Regions from separate parts of the Homo sapiens genome. Here region 2 is linked to region 1. Evidence: read pairs that join two places in POLR2A ChIA-PET (ENCODE). Cell type or tissue: Caco-2. All regions are shown on one strand. Links, peaks and the distances in the headings refer to the core of each region. The heading gives the core; the rest is flanking DNA.

Evidence for each region. Peaks named below come from ENCODE experiments on the same cell type or tissue, not always from the same donor. Only the 100,000 strongest peaks of a DNase experiment are listed, where the experiment ranks them.
Region 2: POLR2A ChIA-PET joins it to region 1 with 6 read pairs; 5 of 35 experiments call an interaction of 5 or more read pairs at or near these places.

Annotation. Positions count from the first base shown.
Region 1 is chr2:231,005,742-231,008,643 of GRCh38, reverse strand. SPATA3 (spermatogenesis associated 3) reads right to left here. Exons shown (of 5, transcript NM_139073.5): 5 at 604-1,422. Among named protein-coding and RNA genes, the nearest start is that of SPATA3, 11 kb to the right of the region's middle. In Caco-2, for the core only: no CTCF peak of the experiment used is centred there; a DNase peak (open chromatin) is centred at 1,233.
Region 2 is chr2:230,869,605-230,872,506 of GRCh38, reverse strand. The region is part of intron 1 of ITM2C (integral membrane protein 2C); the gene reads right to left. Among named protein-coding and RNA genes, the nearest start is that of ITM2C, 6.1 kb to the right of the region's middle. RefSeq lists enhancers at 1,642-2,299, 2,300-2,902. In Caco-2, for the core only: no CTCF peak of the experiment used is centred there; DNase peaks (open chromatin) are centred at 1,416 and 1,726.

The sequences.
Region 1 (2,902 bases), core at 187-2,686:
ATAGGTCCCTTCATTGTGACCTGCAGGACAGGACCACAACACGACCCCACGCAACTCCCACACCTGTTTCAGAAAGGAAATCTTGGGACTGAGGGGTGGGGAATGGGCTCCAGCCTGGCCCATCCTGCCCAATCCCACCAGTGCTGTTGTGGGTAAACCAGCTCCCTGCCTTCCCAGTGGCTGCCCTGCTGGGTCCCGGTCTAACTAATTCTTAGAGTCATAGGAGGTCACCTGGGCATGGGTCTGTGGATGCCTCACAGGCATTCAGCATTGTCCTCCCTCCACCCCTACACCATATGCCGCTGTCACCGTTCCAGTGCATGCGGGCTGACTCCTAAACCTCGCATCTGCACTTCTTTGCCTGGGGGCTTCCTCTCCAGAAGGGGACAAAAGTGTGGAGGAATTAACCACCTCCCTCCTCGCAGCCTTTCTCCAAGACCAACAGGTTACAAATGCCTCAGCTCCCTGTCAGGTGGGATGACTATGCTGTGTGGTGTGTGTTCTCCATTCTCCCATCCCACGACGCCCCAGCAGGATCAGGCTTCAGCTGCCCTCAATGGCCACTGCATTAGGACTCACTAGTACTGGCTGTCCTCCCTTCTTTGGTGGTTCCTTTTTTTTATTTTTATTTTTTGAGACAGGGTCTTGCTATGTCGTCCAGGCTGGAGTGCAGCGGTGCAATCATAGCTCACTGCAGCCTTGACCTCCTGGGCTTAAGCCATCCTCCTGTCTTGGCCTCCCAAAGTCTTGGAATTATAGGCATGAGCCACCAGGCCCAGCCTCCTTCCCTCGTTGACACTCCTCTCCCCTATTGGTGTTTGCTGGGATCACCTTGAACTAAGATTTCGAGTCGCCTGTTCAGGAGCTAGAGGTAGAATCGCACCAGGCACTGGCTGGGTGTAGCCACATCACTAGCACTAAACACAAGGCTGCATGGCAGGCTGCTCCCCATCACAGGTGACCCTAAAAGAAGCTGTTTCTAGAGACAGTGTTCCTGGGCACAGGGCCTCTGTCCTCTGGGGTGCAGGCCTGGAGGCGAACCGGCACATTCCTCCTATTCCCAGTAACTGGGATTACCCTGGGACAGAGGTGCAGATGACTAACTACGTTAGCTATTGAGTTAAGCTTTATAATCCCTTCCTTTAGAGTGAGAAAATCTAAAGCAAACACTGTGTTCTGTGAGTGTGTGCAGAGAAAGCTGCTCCACCGGGGGTCTGTGGCCCTGAACAGGAATGACAGGCACCAGTTCTGCTTGACCTGTGGCCCAAAAGGTCACTGGGGCCCCCAGACCTCCCTTCCTAGTCATTTGCCAAGTCCAACTTTTATGTCTCTAAGTAAAACATGCTAAAGAAACAGAACTCGTTTTTTTTTTCTTTTTTTAAATTTTGGTGACAAGAGAGGTCCCTTTGATGGAAACTGGATCTGTAAGAAAAACAAGGACAGAGCCAATCAGCTTAGACAATACCCCGTGTGACCTGGAATCCTGGTGGCTTTCCAGTTTCACAGCCTCACAGGTGAGGCTTCAGCAGCTGTGATCCTTCCGTGGAGAAATAAATTATTTAGGATTCAAATTTCTTCCATTCCTTGCACCCACTCCTTCTTTCAGCCACACACCTCAGGCTGTAATGCCTTTTGCCAGGCGCCTGGCCAGGCTTGGCTCCTGCTCAGCTCATCGGTGCCAGCGCCTTCCCCGGGGGCCCCTGCAGCTATGATGGAGTCTCACTCCCCAAAAGCTACACTGCAGTGGTTTGACCACATTCAACGCCCAAAATGGCTGGGAAAGAAGTCCTTTGCTTTTAGGGCCTCACCTTCAGCTGAGGAAGATGCCAAGGGAGAGGTTCACCAAACTTTAGGAAAGAAAATTCTAGAAGCATCTTTCCCCAAAAAGGAAAGATGTCACTGTCGTCAGATGGTTCTTCACTCTCTGGACAGGGAAGGACATCAAACTGCCTGTTGATTAAGAGCTGAGCCTACAAGATCAGCACGACTTAATGTACCCCCACGATGCACCTCCATCGCCCTCCCCTACAGTGACTCTCATACAGGTGCCCGGGCAGCTTTCATTGGCTAAAGTTCTTCCCTGGCCAGTTAAAAAGTAAGCTAATTTTCTTTTCTTTTTCTTTCTTTCTTTTTTTTTTTTGAGACAGAGTTTCGCTGTTGTTGCCCAGGCTGGAGTGCAATGGTGCGATCTCGGCTCACTGCAACCTCCACCTCTTGGGTGCACACCATTCTCCTGCCTCAGCCTCCCGAGTAGCTGGGACTACAGGTGCCCGCCACCACGCCCGGCTATTTTTTTTTGTATTTTTAGTAGAGACGGGGTTTCACCGTGTTGGCCAGGATGGTCTTGATCTCCTGACCTTGTGATCTGCCTGCCTCGGCCTTCCAAACTGCTGGGATTACAGGCGTGAGCCACCACACCCGGCCTTTTTTTTTTTTTTTTTTCTTGAGACAGGGTCTCATGAGTTCTGTCACCCAGGCTGGAGTGCAGTGGTGCAATTATAGCTCATTGCAACCTCCAACTGCTGAGCTCATGCAATCCTTCCACCTCAGCCTCCCAAATAGCTGGGATTACAGGTGTGTACGACCATGCCTGGCTAATTTTTTAATCTTTTTTTCTTCTTCTTTCTCTTTTTTTTTTTTTTTGTAGAGACAAGGTCTTGGTATGTTACCCAGGCTGGTCTCAAACTCCCAGGCTCAAGTTATCCCCCTGCCTGGGCCTCCCAAAGGTCTAGGATTACAGGTTTGAGCCACTATTCCCAGCCAAAAAGTAAGCAAATTTAAAGAAAAATATTAAGTGATTTTACAGGTATCAAAAGTCAGTAAAATTAGGGGAACACTGATTTAACAAATGGTAATGATTATCATGATGATGATAATGGTGTTGATGACAACTACCTCCAAG
Region 2 (2,902 bases), core at 297-2,796, 140 kb after region 1:
AACCTAACCCATCTCCAGGCCACACATGTGTGGGGTGGTGGACGTAGGTGTGTGAGTATAAAATTCAACAAAACTGCTTTACCCAGAGCACTGACGAGAGCCAGCCAGGTGAGCTTGGTCAATTTCCTGTCTCTTCTCCTCCCTACCTCCTATGCCTTCCCCCGGGCCCTTGCTCACCCTTGGAGATAATGCAAAAGCCCCGGGGCCAGTCTCTGCCTCCAATGTTCACCATTTAATCCTTCCTCCGTGGTGTCCACATACGGCCAAGAGTGAGGTTAGAGGTCAGTCCCTGCGGACTGCCGCAGTATTGGGGAGAGGAGGGGATCCAGCCCCAGAGCCTGAAGCTTCTCATTCTGGCTCTGCCACTACCTGCCTGCTTAGCACTTTCTGGGCCTCGGCTTCCCCATCTGCAAAATGAGCAGGTCAGACCAAGTGACCTCTCAGGCCCTTTCCGGCCAGGCGTTCTGGGATGGGAACAGATTTCCTTTCTCCCTTCCCCCTGGAGGGGGGTGGTTCAGGCCTAAGTGACTCAGGACAGGCCCTATCTCTCAGCACAGCACAGGGGTCCTGCCCTGGGGGCGCCTGCTTCGCTCCTCAGGTTTCACCTCCCACCCTTTTAGAGCACAGGGGAGTGTGGGGCCTGGGCCCTGGGGAGCTGAGGGTCTGACCCGCCCTGCTTAGGAAAAGGACAGAAAATGTCTGGAGGACCCCCCCTTCACTGCGGACATGCGTGAGCAGGTCAGCAGGCCCCCAGCATCCTCACCATGGGGTGCCCCTGCCTGTCCTGCACCCTCACACTCAAGTCTGCCCGCAAGGGAGCCTGCTGGGTGGGTGTGGGAGGTCAAACCACTGCCCGCACTGCCTGGCCCATGAGGAGGCCGGGGCCTCTCCCCACCTTGCCCTGCTTTAGGGGTCCCGTGATCATATGGACCACCTGCCCACTGTCATCTCCTCAGCAGCCAGGGGCACTAACCAAGGTCACCAGCAAGTGACGGGCATGGCCACAGTGCACAGGGCCCTCAGGAACAGCTGCTGGCCACAGGGGGTTGGGACTAAATGGCTTTGGTTTTCCAATGGACTCCCGGGAGCAGCAAGAGACGGGGGTGACACCTTCCGTTGGCATCTCCCAGGGATCGAACCACCCAGGAGCTCTTGCAAACCAGGCACCAGGGATGCCCTCCTGCCCCTCTGGCGCTCCTGAGCAGGTCTTAAGGAAAGGTGGCTGACCCTGACACAGGCCAGGCTGCCTACAGCAGCTGGGAAATCTGCCCTCGGGACACAACAAACACCAGGGCTCAGATTGTATTTAGGGGTCAAGTGGGGCTACAGGCCCAGCGGGGCCCTGCAACCTCCCCCTTCTCGGGTCTCCCATGCAAAATGTGGACAGACTCTGCGTGACAGGGGTTTTGCTGGGATTAAACGAGACAAAGAACCTAAAAGCCCTTTGTAAAGGATCAAGTGCTAGATAAAAATAGCAGATCTTTATCAGCCGAGCCTTTCCTTTTTAGGGCTGACTCTGTGGACAGCTGTTGAGGCTGCATTGTGGCCAGACTTTTGCTTCTGCATTCTGGAAAACCAGGGAAACTAGCTTGTGAGATTGCTAACAACCAGAAAGACAGAAAAGGGAAAAAAAAAAAAGTCAAAGCGCTACGTGGGAGAGCCCGAGGGCCTGCTCCACAAATCAAATTCACCGACAAGGTGAGGCCTGCTAGCTTTATGGCAAAGGGCAGCCTCGCCTTTCCGCCTTTCCGCCTTAATGCTGGTCTGCAGAACTTGAGCTGGGTCCCGTGTCTCCCTGTCCTGGGGGAGGGGCTGGGCTCGGAGGCCCCACCGAGGGAGGTTAGAGAAGACAGAGCAGGGAGAAGGTGAGGCTTCCACGGCCCCAGCTGAAGAGCAGCAGTGGCAGGTGTGGCAGAGAAGGGCAGGGGTTCCTGCCAAGACCCCTCACTGTGAAGGCTGGGGATCCCCCACCTTACCTAGACTGCGGGTGGGCACTTCTCTCTCATGGCCCTGCTGATGTCCCCCAGCACACACCCGGGCTCAGCCACGCTGCCACCCTCCCAGCTCCGCTCCAGCCTGCAGAGCCAAACCCTCAGAGGCACCATTATGAGCAGAAGTGCAGAAGGCAGCATTACAGGCTACCAGAAAGTAGACAGGAAAGCGCAGATGTCCCTGCTTGGAGGCGAAGGCATTTCCTCCATAAAGCCCCACACAGAGGCAGAACTCCTAAATCCCGCCCCAGCGCTGCCTCTGCCTACTGTGCCCAATCAACACCAAGGCTCAAACACCAAAGCCCTGGAACCCTCACTGTCCCTTTGGCCCTCAAAGCAGCCTGTGATCTCGGGGTATTTACACCTGTCTGGGGACAGTGGGGCATCAGGGAGCCTGGGCTCAACCCAGAGCCCTGGCCCCTTGGGATCCCTGGTGCCCAGCTCACTAGAAAGATGGCCGAATGGCCCACCTTCCTGAGACCCCAGCCGCACCACCTATCATGCTGGGGACCCAGAAAAATGTTGCTCCCCATAGGAAGCAGTTACTGACAGTGAGGTATCTGAGGAGGGGGGCTCCCATTTAGATAGTAGAAAAATATTGCATATTGTTTCCAAGGCAACAGAGCTCTCTGAGCGAAGGGCGCATGAGCCGGAAGTCCAGGGACCCGAGAGAGGCCTGGGCCTCTCCCTGCAGGCTTAAACTGAGACCCACAGGGGCACTCATTAAATGATTTACCAAAGCCAGGGCCAAAATGGTCAGGGGGAAACCAGCCAACTGTAGCATTAACTCGGCAGACCCCCACAGCTGGAAGGGAGCGCTCCCGGGCCCCATCCCCCAGTAACAATGTCCAAATTAACTGCAAGCCGATTTAACGATGATTGCAGATTGCAGCCTGCCTGGAGGGGTTCGG